2 separate regions of the Homo sapiens genome follow, and region 1 is linked to region 2. Evidence: read pairs that join two places in POLR2A ChIA-PET (ENCODE). Cell type or tissue: IMR-90. All regions are shown on one strand. Links, peaks and the distances in the headings refer to the core of each region. The heading gives the core; the rest is flanking DNA.

Region 1 (8,326 bases), core at 9-8,008, 500 kb before region 2:
GGGCCTGGCACCTTCCCCCGGAAATGTCTCCTAAAGAAAGTCTCCATGGCAGGCGGTTGGCTGTTGGGCACAGAGACCGGGAGCATCAGGAGCTGGATCAGGCCACGGTCTGTCCTGTGTCCGGGAGCCCATTCACAGCCTCTGCCCCATGAGAAGGGAAGCAACCAGGAGCCCATTCACAGCCTCTGCCCCATGAGAAGGGAAGCAACCCCTGAGGGAGGGAGGGGTCACTGCAGCCTCTGACCTCCATGTGAGGATCCCAGGGGTGCTCAGGGGAGCCCACGTTTACAGCTGTTGGGGCACTGATGCTCTCCCCCATTGCACCCTAGGGAGCCCTGGAGTCCCAGGGAGGTGGGTGCTTCAGGCTACCCCTTCTTCCCCCATCCAGGCACCAGAATCTACAGAGCTCTGGGCCTAAAGGCCTCCACCTGCCCTGCCGGAAGCTGATGGAAAAGAAAACAAAAAGAAAATGGGGAGTCGGTCTGCCTGGATGGACGGTGGGGCCCAGGGCAGGGCTTCCCACTTGCTGGGCCTTTGTTTTGCCACCAACATGGTGGGGGCAGGTTAGGTGTCCCCTCATGGGACATGGAGCAAACCAAGCTATAACAAAATGAGGCTCTCTGCAAAGGAACTTAATCCTGACAGGACCCCCAGAGTCTCTCAGCCCATAGCCTTGGGGTCAGGCTGAAGGTGACTCCTGGAAATAGAGAGGGTCTAATGTGTAGCTCAGGGGAGACCAGGTCTCAGGGAACTGGAGAGTCACTGTCTGGCTCTCCTGGGAGAGAGGCTGCTCAGTCTCCCTTCACACCCAGGGGGCCGTGACAATAGGCTTGGGCCAAAAGCAAAGCCTTCTGGATTCTGGGTGTGTGCGTGCCTGTATGTCTGAAGTGCTGATGGTAAGAACTTTCTGGTGCTCGACTGCTCTGTCTCACCTTTCTGAAGGGACAAAGTACGGATACCCCAGGGTGAAGCTGGGTGATGCCGGGAAACCCTTCTGACTCTGCTCCTGATGGAGCCTGTGACTGCACATTCTTCTGCGGCCCTGATGCTGGAAGCCCCCATACTCACAATTCCAAACGCTGCACAGCCCAGAGCTCCCTCCTGCAGGCAGGCAGGAGCTGTGGGCATCATCCTAGCTCCCACCTGGACCTGGCCTCCATGGACCCATCCTGAACTCATGCTTTGCTCCCTCTGCCAGCTCACCTCAGCCCTGCCTACCCTTCTTCACAGCCAGCATCGAGCTCCTGTGCCCTACCTCTCCTAACAGTGGGGGAAGGGCAGCCTGCCTGGCATGGATCAGGCTGGCGATGCCTCCAGGTACCTGAGGCCACCTGTGCCCCACAGCAGGTGATCTCCTGGGCCCTGGTCCTGGGGAGAGACTGGTGGGGGATGCATCCTAACCGCTGGCAGCCACAGAGGTCAAGGTCACAGCCCTGGGACAGTGCTGCCTGGGGCTGACAGAAGAAGCCCTGTGGTCCCCTGAAGGCTGGCATTAATTAGGCATGGTGGGTGATGCCCTGGACGCATGTTGGGCAGGAGGAAGGATGAAGGCAAAGATGAAGGGCTGGAGGAGTCAGGCCCAGGCCGCACGTCTAGCACCTTCTCCTTCCATACACTGCACTGATTTGCTACTGCCCTGCAGGTCTTGAGCAGCTTCAGGCCAGGTACAGGGGTGTTGGGGGAGAGATGGACAGGGTGGAGGTGCCTAGGGAAGCAGAGTTCTGCACAGCTCAGCTCTTGGTCTCTGCCTATTGGAGTTTCCAGCTGCCTCAGATGACAGGGAGGTCAGGGCAGTGCTCTTATGACCCCAAATAGTGCCCCACTCAAAGCAGACCACCTGGGCCGGAGGGAGCTGCAGGGGCAGGACAGCAGGCATGGGTGGAGAGCGCTGGGTCTCCCCCAAAATCACCAGTGTCACGGCTGACATTTACTGAGCCCCTATGTGTCAGGCACTGTGCTAAGCCCCTGACAAACACTTAGATCATTTCATAAACTGCAACCCCAAGGAATAGGTACTGCATCACACTGCATTCCTGATGAGGAAGTTGACGCAGAGGTGACCGCCTAGAGTCCACGGCAAGTCAGTGTGGAGTCAGTGCTGGAGTCCAAGTCTACCTAACGGCAAAGCCTGCGTCCCAGAAATGGGGTGGGTTGCAGGGTCCTTCCTCCTGGAACATGAGGCTGGGATGGGGTAGGAAAGGGAACCAGATAGGGAATAATAACGAACACCTGCTACGTGACAGGCCCTGGGCTAAGTACTTTATCATCTCGTGTAATCCTCACCACAGCCCTGTGAGGTAAGCAGGACCTGCAGCTCCATTCTAGAGATGGGGAAACTGAGGCTTCAAGAGGGCCAGTAACATGCCACAGTCCCACGGCCAGTCAGCGGCATTCGGGACCTGAACCCGGGTCTTCCCGACCTGGGGCCTGCTTTGTGTCAGGGGAAGAGGAGCCTGAAGGCCCAACTGCCCCCTGCCGTCAGGGCACCGGCCTGCCAGCCCTCCCCAGGGTGTCAGCTTTCCTGCCTGCCTGGTCAGGCCGCCCTGTGACAGCTGCCCAGCCTGGAGGAGATTAGTCACCCGGACACACCGCCTGATGCTACTGTCACCCAGAAAACAAAAGGCCACAGTCAGTGGGGGGAGGTGCCGCTGCACCCGTGGGCAGCGGTGAGGGCTGAGCCCAGCTTGCGGCCCCAGACCTGCACTGACAACAGGGGCCAGGACCCCCTCGAGAGACAAGGGCGGCTTACAGGAGCTCCTGTGGTGCCCGGCTCCACACACTGCCAGGCAGCCCAGGTCCACATCTGTCCAGGAGTCTCCTCGGCGGCCGATGATGCCGCCCCTCCCAGCAGAGTGGGGTGGGCAAGGCCGGCAGTGCTGTGTGACTGTGTGCAAGTTGGCCCCTCACGGGCCTCAGTTTCCCTGTGTGTCTGGGGAGGCTGTCAGAGTGGCTGAGCTGACAATTTGTCACAGGCTCTCCTGCTGGGCACCCATGCCTCCGTGCTCCCATGCCCCTCCCCGCAGGCCTGAGTTTCCTGTTCCTCTGGTCTCCATAGAAACCTCTGTCCCTGGTCAGCAAGAGCCTGACTCCTCACTTCCTATCTCTGCTGGGGCTTCTCCTGGGCCTTGTTGGAGCCCGCCCTGGGCCTAAGCCTCTCCCATAGCGCAGCTCTGCGTGACAGTGTCTTCTCACCTCGTGCTCTTGGTCACCTCCACCTCGCCACACAGTACGTGTAAAGGTCACCCTGAGGGCTTCAACACCAAGAGCACAGCAAAATGGCTGTCCCTCGGTCTCCGGGTGGGGAGCCTGTTACACCAATGGGGACAGGATGGGAAAGGACTCAGGGGACCCCATCAACCCTTGGCCGGCTCTGGGGCCTGACAAGGACAGGGCCTGGGAAAGGACAGAGGAAGTCAGGAGACAAGACCATTGGTGTCTGGCCGTGCACCCTTGCTGGACAGTGGCTGTGGCTGCAGGTGGCCGAGCTGCAGTGGCTGCTATCGGGGCAGGCAGGCCGGAGAGCTTCATCAGCTACAGCTGGAGCGGACAGGACACCCACCCTCCAGAGCCCAGGCCATCTCACGCCCTGTGCTAGTTTCAAGGGCGTTGGCATCCTGAATCTGCCACTGCCACCCTAGACTGATCCACTAACCTTTCTGAGCCTCAATTTTCTCATCTGCAAAATGGAGCTCACACCACCTGGTTCAGAAGATTGGCCTAAAGGAGGTCTGGATGCGATGACAGAGAGAGAGTGCCTGGTGATACCTGGCAGACAGCAGGGCCTGGCAGGGCCTACACCCACCATAGACACCAGAGCATGTGATTGTGCTACCTCCTGGGGTCTGTCTGCCCACAGTGAGGCCAGGAACCCAGAAAGGGAAGCAGGAGTGCCCAGGGTGGCCACCACCCACCGCATGAGGAACAGAGCCGGCCACAGGTGTCACCTGGGTATCTGCTCGTGCCATGAGGAATGCCCTCTGCACCCGGTACCAGGCCTGGCCCCCTGAGTTGCTCTCACAGGATACCCCATGGGACTGACCCAGAGCGCCCACTCCACACCCTGGGCAGGGCCTCGTCCGCCTTCTGCTCCGTGAAGGCTGGGCATGGTGCATGGCGACCCCACCTCCAGCAGCCCCAGAGCAAGGGCCTGCAGCTGCCTCCCCAGAACCCCCTCGGCTCTGCTCCCACAGACCTGGGTTGGAGGGAAGGAGGTGGGGAAGCTGGAAGGGAGGCCAGTCCCTCCCCAGTCAGCCTAGGGGCTGGGGAGGCAGAGTCCTCCTCCCTTCCCCAGGCTGAGACTCACCACAGGGATCCTGTCAAAAACAACAAACAAAATGTACCTCGGGGAGCAGGTGGGCCAGGCTGGATGGTAAGAAGGCGACCAGGCCAGTGAGTGTTTAGTCGGCAGGGTCTGCCCTGGCTCAGCAGGAGCTCGGGGGGACCCTTTTCCATCAGCTTCAGGAACCTGGCAGGGCAGGCTCCTTGCCTAGGGATGGTGGGGCCCGGGTCCGCCCGGATCCAACCCTCCCCGCACCCACCCAGCCAGATACAGAGGGAGGAAGCAGAAAGCAAGGAGGGGCTGGGGGCCCCTTTTGACCTGATCTGGAAGGCAGGGCGCAGGTGGGAGCTGGGGTCCCCAAGGCCGGGCTCTGGATCCAGCTCCGGGCTGGCGGCCTCTGCTGAGCAAGTCCTAGTTTGGAGAGCTAGCAGCCGTGGCTGCTCCTCTGCCCCCTCCCCCTTGTCACCCTCCTCCCTGCAGCCTGAGACAGCCGTTATGAAAATAACCCGATTGGTAACTGAACGCACTTCCTCTCCCAGCAGCGGCTCCAGGCCCTGCAGCAGGCGACGGGTGGGCGGACGGGCACACAGCGCACGAGCGTGCCTCCCAGCTCCTTTTCCCAAGGTTCCCAGAGCCAGGCTGGGTGACAACCCAGTGGCCTCCCTTCCACCTGGCACCCAGTACAGCCCAGCCCATGCCTCAGCTTGGGAACGAGGTCTAAGGAGGGAGAAGTGGGAGCCAGGCCCTTTTAGGGAGGGGGCCCCCCACTAATGCCCCCTATTTAGCCACCTAATGCCTTCTCACGCCCACTGGACAGGTTTTCTGAGGTCTGGGGAAGCTAATCACACCGGCTCCAGACAAAACAATCACAAAAATAAGTATCTGTGGAGTGTTTCACAACTTACAAAGTACTTTTCACCAGCATTACAAACGGGAGGCTGGTATTTCCCCTGTGCAGACAGCACTACTGTCCCACTGAATAGATGGGGCAACTCGAGGCTTGTGGAAGCCCGTGACTGCCCACAACTCCGATTTGGTTGAGCTGGGACTCCAGCTTCTGGGTCTTCTGGCTCTGCCAAGCTAAGGAACGCCCAGAAGACACCAGTCTGTGTTATATGTATCCTGACTGGAATGCCACCCCCCCAACTCCCAGTCCTGACATGGTACCCTAGGGTCTGGAGTGGCAGCTGTCCAACTGCCTGATCCCAAGACCTCTTTAAACTCTTTTTTTTTTTCTTTGAGATGGAGTCTTGCCCTGTCACCCAGGCTGGAGTGCAATGGCGTGATCTCAGCTCACTGCAACCTCCGCCTCCCGGGTTCAGATGATTCTCCTGGCCCAGCTTCCCGAGTAGCTGGGATTACAGGCACCTGCCACCATGCCCAGCTAATTTTTGTATTTTTAGTAGAGACGGGGTTTCACCATGTTGGCCAGGCTGGTCTCGAACTCCTGACCTCGTGATCCGCCCACCTCGGCCTCCCAAAGTGCTAGGATTACAGGCATGAGCCACCGCACCCAGCCTTTTTTTTTTTTTTTTTGATGAGGAAAGGGGCGAGGAGCTTCCACGCCCTCCCTGGGCACACCATCCTCCAGGAACCTCCATGTGTTCAGCAACTTGAAAGCTCCCAGACCCCTTTACACTCTCAAAATTGGTGAAGATCCCAAAAGAGTTTTGTTTTAGGGGGTGACAGCTATTAATATGTATCATATCAGATGTTAAAACTGAGAAATGTTTAAGATACTTACTAGCTTAAAACAATAAGCCCATTACGTTAATATAAACAACACTTTTATAAATAATTTTCTAAAAAAAAGTTAGCAAAAAGAGTGGCATCATTTTACATTTTTTGCAAATCTCTTTAACATCTGGCCTAATAGAAGGCAGCTGGATTCTCCTGTCTATCCCTGCATTCAATCTGTTGTGACATGTTGTTTTGGTTGAAGTATATGAAGAAAATTCTGCCTCACACAGACATGTAGTTACAAAAAGAAGGAATATCTTTAACAGCCTTTCCAGGTAATTATAGATTTTCTTTGCTACTACACCAAAATATGACAAATGACAGTTTCTCAAAGGTTAGTTGCAATGTGGAATCTAAAACCGTATCAGGCCGGGCACAGTGGTTCACGCCTGTAATCCCAGCATTTTGGGAGGCCGAGGTGGGCGGATCAACTGAGGTCAGGAGTTCGAGACCAGTCTGGCCAACATGGCAAAACCCCGTCTCTACTAACAATACAAAAAAAAAAAAAAAAAAATTAGCCGGGCATGATGGCAGGTGCCTGTAATCCCAGCTACTCGGGAGGCTGAGGCAGGAGAATCGCTTGAACCTGGGAAGCGGAGGCTGCAGTGAGCCGAGATCACGCCACTGCACTCCAGCCTTGGCCACAGAGCGAGACTCCATCTCAAAATAAATAAATAAATATAAATAAATATAAATATAAAACCACGTCAATGAACTTTCCACTGGACTACCTTGCATTTTGAATTTTGTAACATCAAGCACCAGTCATTGGAAAATACTGGTTTACTGAGTTATGCAGATCTTCCAAATGGTGACACATTTTATTTTATTTTATTTTTGAGATGGAGTCTGGCTCTTATCGCCCAGGCTGGAGTGCAATGGCGCAATCTCAGCTCACTGCAACCCCAGCCTCCCAGGCTCAAGTGACTCTCCTGTCTCAGCCTCCTGACTAGCTGGGATTACAGGCATGGGCCACCATGCCCAGCTAATTTTTTTTTGTATTTTTAGTAGAGACGGGGTTTCACCATGTTGGCCAGGCTGACCTCGAACTCCTGACCTCGTGATCCGCCCGCCTTGGCCTCCCAAAGTGCTGGGATTACAGGCATGATTCACAGCACCTGGCCTTATTTTATTATTTTTTTTTTGAGATACAGTCTTGCTCTGTCGCCCAGGCTGGAGTGCAGTGTTGCGATCTCAGTTCACTGCAACCTCCTCCCAGGCTCAAGTGATTCTCCTGCCTCAGCCTCCCGAGTTGCTGGGATTACAGGTGTGCACCACCATATCCAGCTAATTTTTGTATTTTTAGTAGAGATGGGGTTTCACCATGTTGGCCAGGCTGCTCTCAAACTCCTGACCTCAGGTGATCTGCCCGCCTCAGCCTCCCAAAGTGCTGGGATTACAGGTGTGAGCCTCCACACCTGGCCCACATGTTATTATACAATACCAAAAATCACACTAACTTCACTACTGATCTCATCAGAAAAATTTTAAGCCTGAGGAAGCCGTCAGGCTCTAGGAAGTGAATAAAAGGTTTCCAAAATTCTCATTTTTGCTCAAAAGCTCAAATTTTATCATTGGCAACAAATATTTTATTACTTATTTTTAAAAAATATATGTAGAGATGAGGTCTCACTATGTTGCCCAAGCTGGTCTTTAACCCGTGGGCTCAAGTGATCCTCCTGCCTTGGCCTCCCAAAGTGATAGGATTACAGATATGAGCCATGGTGGCCTGTGCCTGGCAACAAATAATGACACTGTTTTGGAAATGACAAGCTCATGTCATGCACTTTTGAGAAAATGTCTGCCAAATACCTACATCTGACTAGTTTGTCTATCAGGTGTCCAAGTACAAATGGTGTTCTTAAAAAAAAAAGCATCTAGTACAGCTTACAACTGCATCGAGTTAAGAGCTTTTCCTCATCACAGTTTGGTTTGCAGCAAAGGTGCCTTATATATATTTCATATTCCTTCATGTAAAATATCAGAAGATATAGGTACACAAGGGTCTAGACTTTATAAAATTAATGATCTTCACTACTTTTAAAGAAATGTATGTATGGAGTAAGGACTCTGATGTTGGGGCCCCTGCCTAGATTCGCGTTGAGGGGCTAGCAGTTTTACCCACCACTGCTTTTGTGCCATCAGCACAGCAAAAAAAAGGCAGGAACCAGGGTATCTCTGAAAATAGTTTTGACTTTATCAAATCCCTGAAATGGGTCAGGGCACCCCCAGGACCATACTTTTTAAGACCACTGATTCAGAGTGAATCTGCCTTCTCCACCCTGGCAGACGTGGCTCCTGCGGTGT
Region 2 (8,326 bases), core at 154-8,153:
CAAACAAAAAAACAAATGTAGACACAACGGCTAGGCATGGTGGCTCACGGCTGTAATCCCAGCACTGTGGGAGGCCAAGGCAGGACAATTGCTTGTGCCCAGGAGTTCGAGACCAGCCTGGGCAACATAGCAAGACCCTATCTCTACAAAGAATGTAAAAAATTAGCTCTACTTGAGAGGCTGAGGCAGAGGGATTGCTTGAGCCCAGGAGTCTGAGGTTTCAGTGAGCTGTGATCAGGCCACACTACACTCTAGCCTGGGTAACACAGCTAGACTTTGTCTCTTAAATAAACAACAGAAACAAAAAACATAGGCACAAGATGAGGTGATCCCTCTGAATGCTGACTGTGTTGCCCTCTCTCCTTCTGGGGACAGTTAACACAGGCTTATTTGCTTCTTGTCTGTATAGCACAGCCCTGTGTGCAGCCCCTCCACACCACTCCCTCCATCACTGATGGGCAACTGCTGTTCCTGGACTCCCCTTTTGAATGCTGTGGACACAGCTCCAGAGCGGGCAGCTATGCTCTTCCACTTCAGACTGGCTCCAGCCTCACCCTCTCCATGCCTCTCACCCTGGGGACCTCGCCCCTGTCCACCAGCTGCCAGAGGATATGCCACCTCTAGGGTCACACCTGAGGCCTGCTTTTCTGCCTGTCCTTCTGCTCTACATGATGGTCTGGGCTTCATTCTGGTGGGCAGTTCACTCTGTGCTTGGCTCTGCCCTCTTGGATATTGAGTCTTCTCTCCTCCTCCGGACTATCTGCACACACTTAGGCCCTTCCAGGGGCCATAGCCCAACCCCCACCCACCAGTGCCTTTTTTAGGGTGACTGACAAGCCCAAAAGGCCTGGCTGCAGGCCTTAGGTGCAATGTGGGCAGGTATGTCCCCCTTACCTTTTTATACAGGTCCCACAGGCGGTAGTAGAAGAGGCGGCAGGAGAGACAACCAAAGCGCAGGTAGGGGCTGAGGCCTGTGGGGCTGGCCAGGAGGGAGTTGGCGTTCATTCGGGGTCTCTCATAGTTGGCAACCCAGGCCTACAGCAGAAAGAGAAGGTGGCAAAAGGAAAGGCTTGGATGTAACAGAGGAAAAAATGGAGGCATTGGGTGGTTAAGGAATCTGCCTACGGTCACAGAACAGCCAGCCATGGAGCCATGGAACACTGTGCTTGTCCAGCCGATTTTGAGACGGAACCACCATCAGACCAAACAACGAGTCTATGTCATTCTCTGACTTGCTCTTTAATTTGTGGGGTGACTGTGAACACGTTGTTACTTCCCTCAGCTACGTATCTATTAAATAAGAACAAAATTTCCAATCTTCTGTGGATTAAAATGAGATATGAAAGAATTCTGAAAGCACTGAATGAACTCTCTAATTATACAGCAGGAAACAAGGCTTCTATGTTACAGAAAAGAATATCTCAGTCCCTTCTCTAGTCACTAGCGGCCCTGAGGTTGTATCACAGACACCAGGGACTTCGCATTATTGTTCAACAGCAGCTGGGGAAGGAGGAAACTTCCAATCCATTCCTGGGGACCAATGGAATCATTCATTTCTGGGGCCATGTGTCATATAACATTACTGGTCATGTTTTTATCATCACTGGTTGCTGGCATAGGACTTTACTTTCCTGACTTGCTGTTCCATGCAGTCTCTCACGACTTTTTTTATTTATTTTTTTTTCTTTTTTGAGACAGAGTTTTGCTCTTGTCACCCAGGCTGGAGTGCAGTGGCGTGATCTCGGCTCACCGCAACCTCCACCTCCCGGGTTCAAGGGATTCTCCTGATCGCCCACCTTGGCCTCCCAAAGTGCTGGGATTATAGGTGTGAGCCACTGTGCCCGGCCTATTTCCACTTTCTTAACTCCCAACATCCTCTCCTCCTCTCCATGATACTGTTTCACAACCTTGACTCTCTTCAGCCTCCTGAGTAGCTGGGATTATAGGCACCTGCCACCACACCTGGCTAATTTTTGTATTTTTAGTAGACATGGGGTTTCGCCATGTTGGCCAGGCTGGTCTCTAACTCCAAACCTCAGGTGACCACAAGGCTGGTTCCCACAAGAGTCTCCTGTGACTTCTGTGCCACTGAGTCCTGCAGGCACTTTCTGACCTTGTATTTTGGGATCTCTCAGCAGCGCTATACCTGCCAACTGTGCTGTCTTATCCTCTTGATTCCTTGGCCTCTGTGACTCCACATCTCCTGGTATCTCCCAGCTGCCTGGCGCTCTTGGTCTTTCATCAGCTCCACCTCCTCTGCCTCTCCCTTAAATGTGGGTACCCAGGGCTCAGCTCTAGGTTCTCTACTCAACTGTGTGCCTCAGCAAGCTCATCCAGGCCCATGGCTCCCAGTTCCACCCCTTTGCAGACAACCACCACATCCATAGCTCTAGCCCAGATTGCTCCACCCAGCTGCCTGCTAGAAACCTCTACTTGGCTGCCTCTCAGGCAGCTCAAGGGAGATGTGCCCTTTTCTTTTAACCCACCCTTCCATTGGCCTCCCTACCTCAGATAATACACTGCTAGCTACCTAGCTGCCCAAGGCACAATCCTAGCCATCACCTTTGTCCCCTCACCAAGTCCTGTCAATTCTACTGCCTAAATATTTCCCAAATCTGTCCTTTTCTTTCCATTCCCTGCTGCCACCAACCTGGTTCAGGCTAAGGTCATATCTAGACTGGACAACTGTGGCAGCCTCCTGACTGGCCTCCCTGCGTCCACTCCCATCCCCCGCTAACTCATTCTCCACGCTGGGACCAGAGTAATGTAATGCCTGTTGCTCGGGATAATGTACACAGTGGGCTTCCTGTTGCTCTGAGGACAGAGCCCAAATCTTCATGAAAGCTTCTGTGGCTCCCCAGCACCCAGGCCTTTCCAGCTCTGTCTCTTGCCCCTTTTTTTTGAGACAGGGTCAGGGTGGAGTGCAGTGGTGTGATCTCGGCTCACTGTACCCTCCGCCTCCTGCTGCCCCTCTTCTTTACGCATCTGCTCTCACTGGCCTTTGCCTCTGCACAAGCAGCTGCCTCTGGACCACTGTCTTCCTTTCCCTCACCTTCACCTGGTTAACTGAGACTCTTCCTTCAAGTCGCAACCTCAAGGCTTCCTCCTCTGCAGGTAACCCCTGTGGTATCAGGTTAAGCACTTCTAACAGATACTAGGTATTTTTGCGTGTACACACCCTTGCTAGCCCCCAGCTTTTAAAATATTTTTATTTTAAATGAAACTTGGATACAGAAAATCACACACATGTGTGACTTAATGAATTATTCTAAGGCAAACATCCACGCAATAGCCACCAAGGTTTGGGAAACAGAGCTTTGACAGCCACCCCAAGAGTCTATGTGCTCATCCCAGGAATAGTTCCCTCCTGCCCCCCAGTATATGCAACCCCTACCTCAGCTTTTATAATAAACACGTTCTGCATTTCTGAAATGTTTACATTTTTCTATTTTGGCAAAACGTTTGAAAGGAAGGACTTTATCTTTTCACAGTTATTCTTTGTGTTTAAGTAGCTTTTTTTTTTTTACCCAAATGTGCATTCCTAGGTATTACAATTTAGTCTTGGCCATTTAAAAAACTTTATTTCTGCCCGGGTGTGGTGGCTCATGCCTGTAATTCCAGCACTTTGGGAGGCTGAGGCAGGAGGATCACTTGCGGTCAGGAGTTTGAGACCAGTCAGGCCAACAGGGTGAAACCCTGTCTCTACTAAAAGGACAACAATTAGCCAGGCATGATTGTGGGAGCCTGTAATCCCAGCTACTCAGTTTTCTTTTTTTTTTGAGACAGAGTCTCATTCTGTCAACCAGGCTGGAGTGCAGTGGCATGATCTCGTCTCACTGCAACCTCCGCCTCCCAGGTTCAAGCGATTCTCGTGCCTCAACCTCCCAAGTAGCTGGGATTACAGGCACTCGCCACCATGCCTAACTAGTTTTTGTATTTTTAGTAGAGATGAGGTTTCACTATGTTGGCCAGGCTGGTCTCGAACTCCTGACTTCAAGTGCTCCACCTGCCTCGGCCTCCCAAAGTGCTGGGATTCTTTTTCTTTTATTTCTGAGACCCCACTCTCTGTCACCCAGGCAGGAGTGCAGTGGCATGACTTCCTGGGCTTAAGTGATTCTCCCACCTCAGCCTCCCAAGTAGTTGGCACTACAGGCACATGCTGCCACACCCGGCTAATTTGTTTTTATTTAGAGATGAGGGCTTGTCATGTTGCCCAGGCTGGTTTTGAACTCCTAGGTTCAAGAGATCCTCCTGCCTTGGCCTCCCAAAGTGCTAAGATTACAGGTGTGAGTCACTGTGCCTGGCCTTAAAAAAAACTTTAATATGTTATTTAATTTTCTTTTAATCTGCACATTTTATGCCATTTTTTTCTTTTCCTTTCCATTGTTCTGGGAAAGAATCCAGGCCATCTGACTTGCCAAGATTCCCACAGTCTGGATTTTGCTGACTGTATACTCATGGTGCAGTTCAACAAGTGCTGTGTCCTGTGTATCACCTGCACATTGGTGGCTAGTACCAGAAACTGGACTGGACTCAGGTTTGATCCCTTTGACAAGACTACAGGGGGCACATAATGCTTGCCTCCTTCTATGGTGTCAGCAGTCACCAATACATAATGCATCATTATTGAGGGTTACAAAATGGTGGTATTCAAATTCCACCATTCCTTTTTAATTTAATAATCAGAATACTTTTATAGAGAGATGCTTGCCCTCATCTACTATTGAGTAACCCAGTGGTAAAGATCATGTAGCTTCCTCTGCTTTTCAGTAACAGCATCTCATATTCCTGTGGAGAATCAGCCTTCCCTGATCCTAGTCCGAGTGGATAAAGCAGAGCTAAACCTACCTTCCAGTTCTGGGAGCGGACTCATGATGCAAGTCTGGCCAGGGAAAGCACCACCTCCTATACCTGGCCACAGTCATTGAGTCAGGGACAGTCACATGACCCAAACCAGGACAATGAAAACATGCCTTGGGACTTTTCCTGGTGCTTTCGGAAAAGAGGCACATACCTTCTTCTATCTAGTATTGCTAAACTGGCATGAGTAGGTGCTCCCTTCAGATTTGGAGAACTGAAGGAAGCTAAAATAAACATCCTGAAATCAGGTTCAACTCCTGTATCTCTAGCACCATTTGTTCTCCCAGATGTGCAGGACACAGTATTTCCTCTGGGCACCACTGAGTCTGAATATGTCCATGGCGTAAGGGCCCTTGAGAGAAGGGGCCCGCTCTCTGGGGGTATGTGGAAAAGGAGCTCCTGTCGGTGACCTAAGGGACATCCTTCTACAAAATGTTCTCCAGCTGATAAAAACTAACCATAGATGATAGCTCTTTACAGGTTTAAGCCTTACTCTACTCCTGCAATCCCATTTGTCATCTCCACCCTTCTGCCCCTTGGCCCAACCTTTGTCTTCAAACTGGGCCCAAGAATCTCTAGGTGAACCTTTTGATGTGGACAGAGATAGCTAGTCTCATCCTTTAAGTCTGTGGGGCTTGCTTTCGTCCCAGGCTGAAGGAAACAACCAGGTAGAAACATCGAGGCTGTGGGCCTTCACTGTTGACTGGACACCTCCAGGGCTGGAGAACATTCTTCCCAAGTAGATTTGCCTTGGCCTCCTTGTTCTATTATCGTCATCATCTGGCTGCTAGGCAAAATACCTAGCCATCTTAGCAGGCATAGAAAAAGCTGACATTTTATAAACCAGCTGCAGGGGGCAGGAAACTAGGAGCTGACTGTTCTCGGACATGAGAACTTTCTCTGCTCCTCTAGCTGCAGGGGAGTGAGGACTTTGTGACACTGTGCCTCTGAGGCCTGGGCTTCTTTCCTCCCCAGTTCTCACTGCACTGGGAGGTGGGCCATTTGCTCTGTGTCCAAGCATATGGAAATCAACACGCTGAAAGAGTTCCAGCAAAAAGGTGCGGAGACACATCAACACAAAATAATCTTATAGATTTTACTAACCAGATATCCTCTTAGTAGGGGGAACCTGCCCACAGATGAAAGAAAAGCAATCCGACATAGCTTTAGAATAACATAGAACAAGGTCTTACTGTGTTATAAGGTGAGCATTCCTAATTCAAGAATCTAAAATCTGAAACACTTTTGGTCCCAAGCACTTTGGATAAGGGATACTCAACCTGTAATTACTAACTTTGTGACCTCAGGCAAGTTACTTAACCTCTCTAAGCCTCAATTTTGTAATCTGTAGAATGAACAGCTTAGTACCTACCTTGCAGGCTATTGGAAAGATTAAAAGAAATGCCAGCAGGTGCTTAACCCAGAAATGCTGAGCCTAGTGACCAGCACATGGTAAGTACTCTCTAAATGGTAGTTGCTGTTAGTGTTGCTGTTGTTATGGCCATCAGGAGGATAGGAGGATTTTTCATTTTCCAAACAATGTGAGCTAAGAGGGACTAAAGGACATGGACATGACCTGTATCTCCTGCTGTGTGGATATCAGTATCTGCAGCTCTGTGTCTCAGAAACGGCCCATACCTTCCGTTCCAAGTGCTTATCCAGGCGGGCCAGAGCTTCTGTCTCTCCTCCCTGCCAGACAGCTGGACCAAGTCCTTCAGTGGGGAACCCTGAAGAGAAGGAAAGGTCACAAGACAGGAGGTTTGACCATTTCAGTGATAGCCCGGCACGGCTGTTCTGTTATTTGAACTTTATGAGAATTGAACCACAGTGTCTCGGTGCTACTGGGGGTTAGATAATCCTTAAAGTTTTAGCGTTTTCTAGGTCAACTTGGTTCTCTTCCCACAGTCACTATTTTCTCTGCTTTCCCCTGCACCCTCATCGCTCCAGGTAGATGACAACAATCCCGGACCTCCTGCCTTTTCAGATTAGCTGGCAACAACTGTGGTTTTCAGGTGAAAAAGGCTAATAGCTTTGTTCAGATCAAAAGACTGGAGGTGTGGCTCACGTCTGTAATCCCAGCACTTTGGGAGGCCGATGTGGGTGGATCACTCGAGGTCACCAGTTCAAGACCAGCCTGGCCAACATGGTGAAACCCCGTCTCTACTAAAAATACAAATATTAGCTGGGCGTGATGGCAGGCGCCTGTAGTCCCAGCTACTCAGGAGGCTGGGGCAGCAGAATTGCTTGAACCCGGGAGGTGGAGGTTGCAGTGAGCCAAGACTGTGCCACTGCACTCCAGACTGGGCAACAGAGCCAGACTCCGTCTAAAAAAGAAAAAAAAAAGGTAAGAAAGAGGGAGGGGTGAAAGAGTGTAGTTAGTAATCTGAGAGGCTGACAGATTCCCTGCTTTCAACAGAAGCAATACTAGCTATCTTGTTACTGAGAAGCCCATGGACACCAGCACCAGGCAGTGCCTGTATTGTCTGCGAGAGGTTAGTACAAAAATAGAGGCATGATCTAGAACCAGAAACAGAAGATTACATGTATGAGTATGAACAGAACAAATACTAGAAGGACACAGTTTAAAATTAATTGTGGTTACCTCTGGGTGGTGGAGTAATAGTGACTGCCATTTCCATTTTTGTTTTCCTGTGCTTTCTAACCTTTCTATAATGACATGCATTACTTTCACAAAGAATTTCTTTACACAAAAGCAGGCACCAGCACAAGTGGCTCTGGGCAGGAAGTACGCACCCAGCTCCTCCAGGGAGGGCACGCCGTAGGTCTCGTCGTGGTTCTCCTGGATCTCGGCCCTGCAGCTCTCCATCTGCTGGCTGGTCACCAAGCCCACTGGCTTCTTGGGCAGCTCCATGCGGCTGATGATGGCCTGAAAGCGCTTGTATGTAAGGGGTGGCTTCTGCCCATTCAGCTCAATGATCCTGGGGAGCCCAAAGCATAGCTAGTGTTACCCACATGGCCCTGTGATGTGGGTCCCTGCCCACCCAAAAAAGAACCCAGACTCTGAAGGCTTTGAGGGTGGCTTTCCTCATCCACTCACAGGTCCCATGCCTGAGTGGAAAGGAGGGGGCAAGGGAGGCCGCATCTCCATTTTACCGAGAGGGAAAATAAAGCCCAGAGAGCTGAAGCAGGTGCCTCAGTAATGGAGCAAGGCAGGGCCAGAGCTGGGACTCAATTCCGGGCTCCCTGGTGTTGACGCAGAGCCGCCTAAAGACAGAGACTGACAAAATCTCTAATCACAGAAAAATCCCTACTAGCCTGCTTGGCACTTGGCCTATCTGTCCAAGCTAAGGGAATCCCCATAGGCCTCTACCACCCATGTAAGCCCTGGAGAAAGTTCTTTGATAAGAGCTGAAGACATGTTTTTTTTTTTTTTTTTTTTAACTCTAACATCATAAGGAATAGCAGACATGTTCCTTTCTTGGAAAATCATCCCCTTCTTAGCCTC

What was found. Peaks named below come from ENCODE experiments on the same cell type or tissue, not always from the same donor. Only the 100,000 strongest peaks of a DNase experiment are listed, where the experiment ranks them.
Region 1: POLR2A ChIA-PET joins it to region 2 with 18 read pairs; 2 of 35 experiments call an interaction of 5 or more read pairs at or near these places.

What each region holds. Positions count from the first base shown.
Region 1 is chr11:46,357,978-46,366,303 of GRCh38, reverse strand. All of the region lies in intron 1 of DGKZ (diacylglycerol kinase zeta), which reads right to left. Among named protein-coding and RNA genes, the nearest start is that of MIR4688, 14 kb to the left of the region's middle. In IMR-90, for the core only: no CTCF peak of the experiment used is centred there; DNase peaks (open chromatin) are centred at 3,063 and 4,783; H3K27ac peaks cover 1,545 bases.
Region 2 is chr11:45,860,321-45,868,646 of GRCh38, reverse strand. CRY2 (cryptochrome circadian regulator 2) reads right to left here. Exons shown (of 12, transcript NM_021117.5): 4 at 7,615-7,799; 5 at 6,499-6,587; 6 at 895-1,035. Among named protein-coding and RNA genes, the nearest start is that of CRY2, 17 kb to the right of the region's middle. RefSeq lists enhancers at 2,646-3,147, 6,395-6,689, 6,625-7,824 and a silencer at 6,395-6,689. In IMR-90, for the core only: no CTCF peak of the experiment used is centred there; no DNase peak of the experiment used is centred there; H3K27ac peaks cover 1,457 bases.